Linked DNA regions of Homo sapiens: regions 1, 3 and 4 are each linked to region 2. A link is a contact called in ENCODE Hi-C data. All regions are on one chromosome and are shown on one strand. The core of a region is the stretch at or near the end of the contact, and the rest is flanking DNA. Distances in the headings are between cores, read along the strand shown. Region 1 holds the start of DNAAF10 (dynein axonemal assembly factor 10). Region 2 holds the start of TEX261 (testis expressed 261). Region 3 holds the start of CCT7 (chaperonin containing TCP1 subunit 7). Region 4 holds the start of PPP3R1 (protein phosphatase 3 regulatory subunit B, alpha).

The links. Hi-C counts contacts between places; a loop is a spot of excess contacts on that map. Pooled maps may share reads with other maps.
Region 1: a loop to region 2 is called in a map of CD4-positive, alpha-beta T cell, with 6 times the contacts of the local background. The contact joins the promoter of DNAAF10 here to the promoter of TEX261 in region 2. A Hi-C loop is called at or near these places in 2 of 168 maps with a recorded cell type or tissue (CD4-positive, alpha-beta T cell and naive thymus-derived CD4-positive, alpha-beta T cell) and 5 of 50 pooled maps.
Region 3: a map of CD8-positive, alpha-beta T cell shows a loop between it and region 2 (17-fold over the local background). The contact joins the promoter of CCT7 here to the promoter of TEX261 in region 2. A Hi-C loop is called at or near these places in 6 of 168 maps with a recorded cell type or tissue (CD14-positive monocyte, CD4-positive, alpha-beta T cell, CD8-positive, alpha-beta T cell and 2 more), 13 of 37 single-sample maps with no recorded cell type and 17 of 50 pooled maps.
Region 4: a map of naive thymus-derived CD4-positive, alpha-beta T cell shows a loop between it and region 2 (6-fold over the local background). The contact joins the promoter of PPP3R1 here to the promoter of TEX261 in region 2. A Hi-C loop is called at or near these places in 1 of 168 maps with a recorded cell type or tissue (naive thymus-derived CD4-positive, alpha-beta T cell), 1 of 37 single-sample maps with no recorded cell type and 6 of 50 pooled maps.

Annotation. Positions count from the first base shown.
Region 1 is chr2:68,155,801-68,159,034 of GRCh38, reverse strand. It overlaps DNAAF10 (dynein axonemal assembly factor 10), which reads left to right and starts at 1,508. Exons shown (of 8, transcript NM_138458.4): 1 at 1,508-1,774. The coding sequence starts at 1,592. PNO1 (partner of NOB1 homolog) reads right to left here and starts at 1,147. Exons shown (of 7, transcript NM_020143.4): 1 at 894-1,147; 2 at 506-655. The coding sequence starts at 1,100. RefSeq lists enhancers at 836-935, 1,216-1,455, 1,736-1,875, 1,333-2,265.
Region 2 is chr2:70,993,103-70,996,281 of GRCh38, reverse strand. TEX261 (testis expressed 261) reads left to right here and starts at 1,409. Exons shown (of 6, transcript NM_144582.3): 1 at 1,409-1,594; 2 at 2,507-2,586. The coding sequence starts at 1,525. RefSeq lists an enhancer at 598-647 and silencers at 1,188-1,717, 1,748-1,837.
Region 3 is chr2:73,232,137-73,235,560 of GRCh38, reverse strand. It overlaps CCT7 (chaperonin containing TCP1 subunit 7), which reads right to left and starts at 1,253. Exons shown (of 12, transcript NM_006429.4): 1 at 1,177-1,253. The coding sequence starts at 1,182. It overlaps PRADC1 (protease associated domain containing 1), which reads left to right and starts at 2,322. Exons shown (of 5, transcript NM_032319.3): 1 at 2,322-2,467. The coding sequence starts at 2,401. RefSeq lists enhancers at 1,366-1,435, 1,556-1,605, 1,247-1,778 and a silencer at 2,066-2,275.
Region 4 is chr2:68,250,826-68,254,023 of GRCh38, reverse strand. PPP3R1 (protein phosphatase 3 regulatory subunit B, alpha) reads left to right here and starts at 1,492. Exons shown (of 6, transcript NM_000945.4): 1 at 1,492-1,899. The coding sequence starts at 1,897. It overlaps PPP3R1-AS1 (PPP3R1 and CNRIP1 antisense RNA 1), which reads right to left and starts at 2,421. Exons shown (of 2, transcript XR_001739527.2): 1 at 2,290-2,421. RefSeq lists an enhancer at 373-1,042 and silencers at 1,133-1,572, 1,833-1,882, 2,063-2,172.

The DNA of each region.
Region 1 (3,234 bases), core at 259-2,758, 2.8 Mb after region 2:
GTGCTGGGACATTTGGTTTTCCATATGAAAAAAATATATAAACAAATATACACATACCATCTAGGTTTGTGTAAGTACACTCTATAATATTCGCACAAGGACTAAGTCATCTGACAAAACATATCCCAGAACATATTCCCGACGCTGACTGTATATACTTCTTGTAAAGCAGCAAGTGCTTATATTCATTATTTACCTGCTTCTGTTTATGGCAATCTCTTTACTCGACCTTTTCTCAATTTGACATAGAACATTATAAAAGATACACAGAAGAAGAGCCAGTATTTTGGTGTGATCTCAGAACTAATTTACAAATTCAATTAATATTTGTATCGAATGCAGATTTTTAAGGCATTTGGGAAGTTCAAACTCAATATGGTAAATTTTTAAACTGGACAAAAACCATACAACAGAAAAGTCCCATTAAGTAAAGCCTATTCATGCCTTTTCATCTCTGTAGGAGAGAAAGCCTGGTGTATTGGGAAATGATTGAGATTTTCCTTACCCTGATTTCTACATTCCTTGATTTCAAGTTAAAGCGTATCTGAAGTCCCAAATGTTCCACAATAGGAGTAAATATCTTCATCCAGTTTTCTTTCAATGGTGTGTATCTGTTAGCTGGGACTGGAATTTTCCTTGTTTCTTCTTTCCCACTCTGTAAATAAAAGAACACACAACTCAGAAGGCTATGGAGGGACGGTGATGGAGTTTAAAATGACATCTGATCCACAAAGGGCCTCCTTTAACTGAACTAGTTACACTTCAAAGAATCACTTCTCTCTGAGCATCACGGCAGAACAGCCCCACCGCAGCTTCAACATTCTCCAGAGGCCATCGGCTTGATCCGCGTCTGGCCCTTGCCTCGTTGCTGTCCTAGGGTCCCAGCCACATACCAGGAGCCCGTCCCCACAGAGGGGTGGGAAGACGGGCCTCTTCGCCGGCCTGGCCTCCTCTGTGTCCATGCGGCCCGCATCCCCGCCCTCTCCTGCTGCGGACAGCTGTTCAGCCTGTCGTTTCTTCGCCCGTCGGCCACCCTTGCGGGTGACCTGGGTAAAGCCCTCCTCTGCCCTGGCGCTCTGCGTTTCCATTTCGGATTCCATCCCCGGAAATCTTAAAGCGCTGCCGGCTGAAACACGTGCGCAGCTGCACCACGCAGAAGCCAGCCTCAGCCAACCACCCCTGCAGCTCCGCCCCTTTCCTAAAACGTCACAGGCCGGGGACCTGCAGGATTTGGGGCCGGTGGGGGGGAAAACGGGGTTAGGCTGTCCTAAGATATGCCTGATGGTCTTGGGCTCACTCCAGCCGCGCAACTCCCAGCCCAAGTATTTTGTAATCTCTAGTATGTATGTGTGCGAAAGGCAGTGGGTAAAGGCGATAAACAAATTCGTGCTGTTGTGAAGGAACATTCTGTGCGATCGCAGGAGCGCATCTGGCATTATCCGGGGATAACTACAGCCAACATGCCAGGGCATCTGGGGCAGAATACGGAAAGCGGGAGGGACAAATTGCCAATGTTTGGAGTCTGGTTTCCAGGTTGCCGTTTTTGGGGGCTCTGGGTGTGGCGGTTGCCGTAGCTGAAATTGGCTGCACCATGTCGGCCTTCGAGAAGCCTCAGATCATCGCCCATATCCAGAAGGGCTTCAACTACACGGTGTTTGACTGTAAGTGGGTGCCCTGCAGCGCCAAATTTGTGACCATGGGCAACTTCGCACGGGGCACCGGCGTCATTCAGCTGTACGAGATCCAGCACGGGGACCTGAAGCTGCTTCGGGAGGTGGGTGCCGGGTCGAGGATCCGGACTGCCGTTGGGGGCGAGTGCGGATCCTGGGGTCTGCATTCCTCTTTGCCAGAGCCTTCGCCCAGCGTCCCCCAAAGCATGGCTTGAGCCGCGCGAGACCAGAGAAGCTGACCGCCGACTGAGGAATGTTTCCTATTTAAAACCTTTCTTCTCATCCGCGGGGTAGTTCCTCCGCGCCCAACCGTCCTGCCACCCCCAGTGCAGTCCAGCCAAAGCGGGCACCAGGATGCCTGCAGTGTGGTTGGAAGAGGCAACCTAACACATTCGACAGGCATCAGCTGAGTGCCTGGTATTCCCAGGGATGTGAATGGTAATGTCCCCCATCTCATGGAGTTTATTTTCTAGTGGGAGAGATACTCAGTTCAATAATCAAAGCAACGATACATAAATACAAACCGAGATGAGTTGTCTCACACAAAGGAACACGGTTACGGTTCAATGAGAGTGAAAACAGATTTGGGATGAATGAAAACAGATTTTGGTATGTGCAGAAGCTAACTAGGTCAAACTAGGAGTAAAGGACAAGGTTTCCAGGGCTTCTGCACATGCAGAAGCTCAGTGATGGGAAGAAGTTTATCTCCTTAAGAAACTAGAGGGATAAGCAGGAACCAGACATTGCAAGATCTGTAGGACATTCAAAGGATTTATGCCTTTTTTCTAAGAAAAAACGGACACAACTGAAAGGATTTAAGCAGGGTGTGGAAAGATTAGGTTTGCAAGGTTTTTTTGAAGATTACTAGTGAAAGAATTAGAGAATAATGATAGTAACTAGCATTTTATAGCTGTTTATAGTTTTTAAAAAGTGTTGATTTTGTTACCTGAAAAAATGATCAGTCATTATCAGATCAGGGTTGTAATAGACTACAAGTGCAGGGTAGGTTAACTCTGGGGATCAAAACCTATGGAGAGAATCTGCTTGGAGGAGGTAGGGATTAAACTGGTAGATAAAGGATGAATACAATTTGGACTGTTAAGCCTAGAATAGAAAGTATGTAAGACCCCATCCCGCTTTAAGTTTCCCTGAATGACAAACATGAAACATGGCTTATTTTTTTCTACCTTTCCTTCGTTCCTTGTATTGTTCATCACTTAGCTTCTGGTAACCAGTGGCTTTTTTTTTTTTTTTTTTTTTTTTGAGACAGGGTCTCAATCTGTCACCCAGCCCGGAGTGCTGTGGTGCAAACACAGCTCACTGCAACCTCCGCCTCCCCACCTCAGCCTCCCAAGTAGCTGGGACTACAGGTGTGTGCCACCACACCTAACTAATTTTTTTGTACTTTTTATTTTTTTATTTTTTATTTTGGTAGAGATGGGGTTTCACCGTGTTGCCTAGGCTGGTCTCCAACTCCTGGGCTCAAGCAGTCTGCCTACATCGGCCTCCCGTAATACTGGGATTACAGGCGTGAGCCACCAAGCCTGGCTACCTGTTGCTATTC
Region 2 (3,179 bases), core at 160-2,659:
GTTGGGGGGAGGGGGAAGCTATGCATAACATAAAATTGACCGTTTTAACCATTTTACAATTCTGTAACACTGTATACAATTCAGTGACATTAAGCACATTCACACTGTTGTGATGCCATCAGCACCATCCATCTTCCCAAACTGAAACCCTGTATCCATTAAAAAGTAACTCCCCATTCTTTGTCCCCCAGACCCTGGCAAGCACCATTTAACTTTCTGCCCATGATTTTGACTACTCTGGGTACCTCATATGAGGGGAATCATACAATGTGTGTCCTTCCCTATTTGGCTTATTTCACTTAGCATCATGCCTTCAAGGTTCATTGATGTTGTAGCATGTGTCAGAATTTCACTTCATTTTAAGGCTAGATAATATTCCATTGTATGTTTATAGCACTTTATGTCTATCTTTTCGTCAACCGATGGACATTTGGGTTGCTTCCCTCTTCTGACCATTGTGAATAATGCTATGAATATTGGTATACAAATGTCTCTGCTTTCTCAGTTCTTTTGGGTATATACCCAGAAGTAGAATTGCTAAATCATACGGTAATTGTTTTTTTTAGGAATACGTATTTTTATGCAGGAAAAATATGATTCTGAAATAAGCCTACTAGACTCTTGTTCTACATACTTTATTTTGCATGCCTGTCTCCGCCACTAGATGGGAGACTTGTTGACAAGGACTAACCGGTTCCAGGTGCCCCTCAGGAACCCTCCCAGAGGTGTAGTAAATGCATCCAGCGCCTAGCGGACGCCCTGCGTGCCCGGCAAGGGGTGAGGTGCAGGCGATACAAAGGTGCAGAATGTACCCCAAAAGAACAGCCTAGAGGGGAATTAGGCCGGAGGATGACCGATTAAAATCACCCCAACTCCTGATTGTGCCGCTTCCTAGGTGCATGACCCAGGGCAACTTCCTTTGGCCCCGGCTTCCCCGTCTATAAAATGATTTACATTATCTGCTCAAATTTCCGACAAGAACACACCTCGCCTTTATCACAGAGCGTGGCACATATTAGGAATTCAATAATTTTGTCCCTATCACCTGCGATAGCAAGAGACAGACTTGTCCGCAACCTGCCGGGAGGCAGGTTCTGGGGAGGTTGCTGGGGCGCGGTCGGGCGGCCCTGTCCGGCCCTGGACCACCTCCAGGCTGGTACGGGAGTGCACAGGGAGGGACTGGAGGCTGCACTCCGAGCCCCAGTATGGGCGCTTGGTCGTCTCCGCCCCTGGGCACCGTCCCGCCTCCCTCTGGCTGCAGCGGTCTGCATTCATTCCCCTCAGTGGAGCGGGGGATCCTGGCGGGGCAGCGGCGGTTGGCCCTCCTCTCCGGCGGGCGGCGCTAGCGCGAGCCTGGCCCCGGGCAGCGCTAGGGCCGGGCTCCTCTCGGCGGCGGCGCACCGTCGTCCTGTCGTCCGCGGGGCGGGGACGCGGCGGCGGCGGCGGCGGTGGCGGCTGTGTGTCGCCGGAGCCGAAGCGCGCAGGCCCGTCCCGGTGGCCGGGGAGCGGGCGGGTGGGGGCGCCATGTGGTTCATGTACCTGCTGAGCTGGCTGTCGCTCTTCATCCAGGTGGCCTTCATCACGCTGGCTGTCGGTGAGACTGCACGACCCCGGCCCGCGCGGGCTCCCGCCCCGGCATCGGTGCTCGTTGGGGGTCGCATCGCGGGGGTTTCGGAGCCACTCGGGGGACCACTGCCCGGCGCTCCCGGCCTTCGCCGCCCCAACCCCTTCCCGCCTGATCCTGCCCCTCCTGTCGAGCCTGGCAGCCCGGCCTGACCGTGGCTCCTTCCAGGTGTCACAGAGTCCGCTCCGGCACTGCCCGAGAAAGGGTGACTCGAGTGCCGCCCCCGCGTCTGCGGACCGCTAACCGCTGCGGCTCCCACTCTTCGCGGGCCTGCCGCGCGGAACTTTTCCCCAACGCCTACCGCCGCCTTTGCGCCTCTGGCCCTTCATGCTCCCTGCTCTCTCCACCTTTGACACTTCTCCTCTGGCTGGTTCCCATTCGGCCTCAGTTGAGATGTCATCTTTTCCGGGAAGTCCACAGGGGTTGATGGTCCAGCAGTGCCCTGTCCTTTCCCTAAAGTAGCATTTCTCACACTAAACTCGTCTGTCTCTCCCTACTGTTCCCCTTCCCTTTCCCAAGCTGGGTCAGGGAAGGACCCTTGTCTGTCTTTTTCAGCTGTATTCTCAGCCCAGGGACCTGGCTCATGCCAAGTGCCCAGCAGGTGTTTATTGAATACGTGAAATTCCGTTTTCTGAGCCAGAGGTTATCATTGTACTGTGGCATCAAATGCAGACTTTCGTTGATTTTTATGAGATTTGTCCTTAGTTGCCCTAAGAAAGTTTTACTTCTCCAGACTTGGAAGGGCAACACATGGGATGTTTGGTTTGTTCTTGACCTTCTGGGGTCCATGAAGGGTGGATGGGGACTGGGCTGCAGAGAGAGGGGTGACCAGGATGGTGGGAGTGACCCTGGCTGATAGTCTCCCTGCCTCCCACCCTGCAGCGGCTGGACTCTATTACCTGGCAGAACTGATAGAAGAATACACAGTGGCCACCAGCAGGATCATAAAATACATGATCTGGGTAAGTGGCATCTTTCTCCAGGAGTCCTCCTCACTCTTTTGCCCTGCCTCAAAAGCAGGAAGTGGGGAGAGTTTGGCATGGATGATGAGGCCTGTGTCTCTGCTGTTTCCTGAGCATACACTCTTACCTCCTTGCCCTGAACGCTGTCTTTTGGGTCTGCACTCCTGGGCCCAGATCTTCCCTGGCCGCCTTCCCCAAGTGGCATTGTTTCACTGCAGGCCTTGTGCTCTAGTCCTTAAGGTGACAGCGAAGTGTACTTCTCTGTTGACAAGACCGTAGATTTGACTTTGCTTAGCTCTCTCCCGCTGTCTTTAGCCCTTTGCTCTGCTCACAGCATTTAAAACTTAGAGGAGCCATAAGACAGTTTTGCATATATGTTCATTGCCATCTTTCTAATCGGATCAAGTGATTTGTCCTAAGATCGGCACAGCTTCGCTGCCCTCGCCCTTCCCTGGTCTCATGGGAGGCTTCTCTTACTGAAGACACAGTCCTTGCCACTGATATCAAAGCCATAGGGGTGACTGCTGGTGGACAGACTTCCTTCAGCTGCAGGAAAGGCTGGGGGTAGGGGTGCCATTGGAGAGAAAGCGTCC
Region 3 (3,424 bases), core at 4-2,503, 2.2 Mb before region 2:
AATGAGCAATGCTAGAGACATAAAGGGGAGAGGAAGTACTGTTAAATGCTAATTTCCTTCTACCTTGGGTACAAGCGGGATTCATAGGGCATTTGGTAGAACACCTAAAAGGTGTCTGCGTCCCTAACAGGACAGAGAAAAGCTGCAGGAAGCAGGAAAAGAGCAGAAGATAGAGTCGGACAGGCCAAAATGAATAAGTGAACTGCCAAGTGCACAGAAAGCAGTATCTCAGTCAGGGTCAAACACCACCTCGGAAGCTGGCCCTACTCAATAACAACCCAGGAGATACCATCGAGGCTTGGGACCCACGGAAAGTATCTAAAGCTCCGAGAGACAGAGAAAAGAAGTGTGGGAAGTAGGGCTACAAGGAGCACTTTAGGTGGCTCCAGGACTCACAGCAACTCCCTCGCCCCAAATTTCAAGAAAACGAGACCCAGAGTTAGGTAGCCAACTAGAAAAGCCTTTCTTATGTCACCAGAGTCCGAGCCTGGGTCTTCCCACCTCCGATACAGTGTCTCCATCTACCTTTCCCGTTCTCCTGGCTGAGAGGCTGCAACCCCCAGCAACCACCAGGGCCTGGTACATTCAGTAGGCACTAAAGACGCGTTTATTTAATGACTGAGCGAATGAGTGAATGAATTAAAAGTACTAGGGAAGGCGTCTGCTTCTCTGCACGCTGCGGTGAGGGTCAGCGAGTGAACATAGTGAGTCCCTAGGCGGGCACAATATGAGGTCCCCAATGTGCCTGTGCCGGTTCCAAGAAGCACACGTCTTTACAGCCCGCAAATCTCAGAGCAGCCCCAGCTTCCAAGTCTAGCTGCCGACCGCGTAACCACGGCCGACCTGCACTCGTTTCACGCAAGTCCCGATCATGCGGGGCTAAAAAAGAGGTCCCCGACGTGGGTTCGCGGGCCCGAAGCACCCTGGGACTTGTAGTCCCCAACCGGCCAGCCCAGAGACTCCTCTAAAGCCCCACGCAGCCCTCGCCAACGGCTCCAGCGCCGTGCTCGGGCCGAGCCAGGCCGCGGCTGGCTGGGGTCGCCCCTAAGCTGGGGATCTGGGCGAGGACAGAGGCGGCAAGCAAAAGAGGGTCCTACAGAGCAAGCCCAGGCCGAGCGGCGCCGGCCACCGGCCAGATGGCAGCTGATGGCGACGGATGCGCGAGACGCCACTCACCATCATTTTGGAAGCTTATTCAGCGGCCCGCCACTCTCCCCTCTTCTCCGAGACCGGGCCGCCCAGCAACCCACAATGCCTCGCGCAATAGAAATACCCAGAAGCTTGGGCCGGGAGAGGAAGAGAACGGACCACTTCCGCTACTCTATGGTTCGTTACCACCGACTCGGTGCGGCTAGAAGGACCTGAGGCTGGGCTTCGGGGACTCTCTAGTGAGGGGCGTTCATTAAAGAGGGGTCGCCGCATTTCGGTCGTGCTTCTTAGAGCACGGAGGGTCTTTGCTCGGCCCGCATCACCTACTAACTTAATTCCACCCTCCTCCATCCCCGGACGCCAGACCAAGGAATGCAATAAAGGCAAAAGTGTGGGACGCAAAGTGTGGGATAGGCTGGTGCCAAAGCACTTTACGTGAGCGATCTCATTTAATCCTCACAACCCTATTGCGTTGGTCCTATTAAGGCCATTTTACTGATGACAGAAAGGAGGCTGAGAGGTCAAGGTGTCCAGTGTCACAGTTACATAGTCAGTGTCAACGGGACGAGCGTGGGAAGCTGCCCCCAATGCCCGTTTTCTGGCTTTGCACTGGCCAGAGGCTCCTCGTGGATGGCGTGCGCCAGGCCGCGGCCCCAGCGCCTATCCACGGTGAGCGCGCAAGCGTTGGTGGCACTGGGCGGAAGACCCCCTGGCGCAAGACGAGTGCCTTCCCGTGAAGGCGTGGGGAGGAGGGAAGCGCAGCTGGGAGGAGGGAAGCGCAGCTGGGAGAAGGCTAATCGTCGTCAATCGAGGCGGCCTTGGAGTGGACAGGACCGAGACCGCAAGGGTTAACGGCCTCGACTATCGACAGCTGAAGCAAGTCCGGCTACGGGCACACCTCCAGTGCTTGTCCTCCCTGGCCCGCCCACCGCCAGCGAGGACCCGGAGAGTATGCTGGGGCGGGGCTGAGGCGAAGGCCGGTTGTAGCTGTTAAGAGTTTAAGCCAATCAGCCCCCGGCTCCACTTCTCTCGACCAATAGGAAGTAGGCTAAGGCGCAGAGGCGGAAAGTGTGGCTACATGAGCAGGCGTCAGAGCCAATCAGCCTTGAGCCTCGTTCCCGTCGTCCAGCCCGCGGCGAGAGCGGGTATGTGGGCGGGAGGCCGGAGCAGCTGTCAGGCTGAAGTCCTGCGAGCGACGCGCGGCGGGGCGGCGAGAGGAAACGCGGCGCCGGGCCGGGCCCGGCCCTGGAGATGGTCCCCGGCGCCGCGGGCTGGTGTTGTCTCGTGCTCTGGCTCCCCGCGTGCGTCGCGGCCCACGGTGAGCGGCAACGGGTGGGACTGCGTTGCAGGGCGGGGCTGGCCGTCCAGCTTGCGCGCGTCTCGGGTTGGGGGCCAAGGGTCACCTTGGGGACCCTGCGAGTTCAGAGCAGGACAGGTCTGGGAGCGGGCGGCCGGAATAAGTGGGTGGTGGTCCAAGGACATAAAGTGGGCGCAGCCTGAGGCTGAAGCTCTGACTCCTCACCTTCCCACGACAAAGCAGATCTCCCCACTCGCCCCTCCCCGCCCACTAGCGCCGACCCAGGTGACTTAGGGTGCGACCAGAAGGGACAGCTAAGGAAGGATACTACAGGCTGGAGATATGTATGTGAGCATTCACATGTACACAGGAGCACACATTCCTACACGTGGGCACACACGCACAAACCGTTTACACCTACACAAGCACATAAATGTATACATCTATGCACATAAGTGAGCACATACGTATACCCACAACTTACACAAATAAGCACACACAAAGGCAAGCAAGGGTTGGGGAGGAGGGAGTGAGTTTGACGCTAGTCCAGGAAGGCTTTCTGGGGGTGTATTTGTATCCGAGAGGGAGTCCCCACTCCCAGGACTGTATAGCCCAGTGCCAAGCCATGGGAGCTCTAACTGATGGCTGTGATTTGGGCAGTAAACAAAGACAGCTAAAGCCTTAATGCCATCCTTGGTACACAGTAGTGACTTGGTAGTTTGTTGATAGACTAACAGACTTGTGACAGCAGTTTTCTTTTTTTCTTTTTTTTTTTTTTGAGACGGAGTCTTGCTCTGTCGCCCAGGTTGCAGTGCAGTGGCCCGATCTCGGCTCACTGCAAGCTCCGCCTCCCGGGTTCACGCCATTCTCCTGCCTCAGCCTCCCAAGTAGCTGGGACTACAGGCGCCCACCACCACGCCCGGCTAATTTTTTTGTATTTTTAGTAGAGACGGGGGTTTCACCGTGTTAGCCAGGATG
Region 4 (3,198 bases), core at 243-2,742, 2.7 Mb after region 2:
TCCTTGATACATTCACTGTGTGACACAGCTTGTTATGTCTAAGTTCTTTTCCTTATTCATCCTGACACAGAAGCAAAGTAGCTCCTGAAGGGGGAAGGGGAGGGATGGAGGGGCGGGGAGGGGGGGATTGACAGAGAGAGAAAGACAGAGAGAAAGAGAGACAGGAACCATTTAGTCCTAGGGCAAATCGCTGAGCGTTTATTAGAAAAAAATGCATGCTCATCATATGGAAAAATAATTAGCACATAAAAAGAATAAAGTTCTCATGTAAGGATCATTAAGACTTTTTTAAAAAAAAACAACACAATGGCTTTTTATAAAATGACTCAAAGGCTTTATCAATAAGGAGTTTCCGATCACTCAGAAAACATCCTCTCTCTCTCTCTCACACACACACACACACACACACACACTCTCAAACACACACGAGTGCGGGCGATTATCAAGGCTTGTAAAGGAATAACTGGTTAAAATAGTTGCAAAATGTTTTCTTCGTTATCCTCATCACACCTCTCCTGACAGCTTTATTTCTTCTCTCGAACATAAATTTCCTCCTTATGCTTTTCTGGATGTAATTTCCTATTGTAATCTGAATTTTCTGGGAAGATAATTGCCACAGGAGTGGATATAGCTCTACTAAAAGGATAAGCGGGCAATCTACATTCGAGTTTTTTTCTTTTTTTAAACAAAAACTGATGGACTCCGCCAAAGGGGAGTCTGGACGGTTTATGGGAATGCAGAGCTGGGTGGAAAGTCTTTCTGCGAGTGGGAAGTATCCCTTCTCCTCGTTTGCCCAGGTTCTCCCCACGCCTCGGGCTGCGGCCAGCTTTGGCTCGCTTCTCTGTCTTTGCAACCTGGTTCCTGACTCTGCCAATTCATATTACAGATGGGCCTGCGGGTGCTGCACCGGGGTGACAGCAGTCCTGATGGGCCGTGCAATTCTGTAGTGGATCCAAGTCGGTACACGGATGCACAGATACCTTTGACTGCCTCTCGCAGGACTTGGATTTTTCCTGTTTTTTGGTGCGGCATCCGGGTGGTTCTGACACCCTAAGACTGCTCCTCTGCTCCTCCTCTCCCGCAAGGCTTCCACTCCAGGGCCCCTGTCCCCCTTTCGCTAGCACTCGCGCACCCCTCGCGCTTCCTCCCGCCGGGGAACCCTCGCATTTCCTCCTTCCCCTCCCAGCCTTGCCTTCTTCCCCGCCCGCCTCCAGCCACATGACCGGAAGGGCTCCGCCACGCGACGTCACCGACGTCCGCGCCCCCGCCCCTGGCCTCCCCCCACCCTGCACGCAAGGGGCGGCCGGCTGAGGGGCGAACGTGGTCCGCGCGCTCAGCGTTCCCCAACCAGAGCTCGCCAGAGCGCCGCGGCACTCGCCGCCCAGCGGGGCGCGCAGGTTCCCGGATGTGCGGCGCTCGCGGAAGCCCCGCCCCCGCCCCGCGCGCTGCAGCACTCCGCTTTCCCCTCCCTCTCCGCCCTCCCCTTTTTTCGTGCCTTGAGGTTGCGGGTCAGCGCGAGCCGCTGCAGTGAGTCCGTCACGGCTCCGGCGCGAGCGCGAGGCTGCAGCCCCCGAGTTTCCCGGCCGTCTTCGCCCCCTCTCCCCCTCCTTTCTTCTTCTCTGCCTCTCCTGCCTCTCGCCGCTGCTCCTCCCGCGCTCTCCGGCTCTGAATCTCGACCTTAATTTATTTCCCCCTACCCTGCCCGCTCCCTCGCGTGCCCAATCGCCCGGCCGGCGCGGGCCCCGCGGCGCCGCCTCCCCTCCCCCACGCGCGCCCCCTCCCCGCCGGCGACCCGAGGGCCGCAGCTGGGCCGCCGCCGCCGTTTCCTGCGAGCCAGCCTGAGCGCAACACTTCTCCGAGCCAGCGAGCCAGCGAGCCGCCGACCCGCCGAGCAAAATGGTGAGACCTTGGCTTCCTCGATGCACCATCCCTCCCCCTACTGCCGCCGTCCGGGTCGGGTGCGGGGGCGAGCCCCGACGCCCCCGGTCGGCTGTCCCCCGTGGAAAATTCCAGAGACCCGGGCCCGGCGGGTCCCGCGGCGGTTGCGGGCGAGCCGGAGAGGGCGGCGGGGCGGCTGCTGACAGGACGGCGGCGGGGCCCCCGCGCCCGCCCCCGGCCTCTGCGGGGCGCCCCTCTGCTGCTCGGCCGCCGCCCCGCCGTCGCCCCACCCCCGCGCCGCCGGTCCCGCCCGGCATCGACCCCCGCGGGCACCGCTGACCATCAGCCCGGCGCACTCTCCTTCTCGCGACCCTCCTCCACGTGGAGCACCCCCCTCCCCTCCACACTCACTCTGTTTTTCGAGTTCGAGGGTATTCTGAAATCCTTTGGAAATAACAATATGTGGCAAATGGCACTTTACATAAGACCCACTTACTCTCCAGAGCTGCTGCTGCTTCCACTCACTGCCTGTTTCCCAGCAGTGAGTCTTGGCAGGGAACCCTGCCACTCACTTCCCCTCTCCTGCGAGCGTCGGTTTAGCTGCGGTGCGCAGCCCTGCGGGGTTTCCGTTCGCTGCTGCTTTGCTCGCTGCCCTGGCGAACCGGAAAGATCCAAGGTGTTTGTTCACGAAAACATACGCGAACTTGGTTTGGGAGAAATGGGGGCGCTTAATTTTTCATGCTTCCGTTACTACCAAGGGTTTTTTCATTTTCTTTGGTACCTTCTTGTGTCTCTCTCTTGGAGTGGTTGTTTTTGAATCATGGCGATTTTAATTTGTCTTTCCTTACCCTCACATTAATCCCTAGGTAGAATTCGCTGCTGTAGTGTTTCAGACCGACGCTAGGGGTGTGTCTCCCGCCTCTGTCGCTGCAGCCAAGAAATCAACGACGCCCTTTTAGCCTGTTACCTTACCGGTTCTCTCGCTCGGGGAAGCCCTAGTCGTTAGTTTCCTCTTTGTAATCAAGAGTTGTATACACAGTAGAGAAAGTTCAGAGTGCTATTCCGCGTATATCAGATACTCCATCATGCGATTCAGTTATTAGGCTTTCTCTAAAAGTCTTTGAACAGTTGTCAGAAGACTTAAACTGGTTGACGGTGGGTAATTTCTCGCATCTTTTCCACTGTATGGTATCCCACCCTGTATGTAGAATTTAAGTGCTTCAGTGTACGTGGTGGATTACTGAAGGGAGGAATGCTGTTGCTTACAACTTAAAATCGATTTGGTGAAATCGATTTTAAGGGAAGAACGTGAAATTAGAA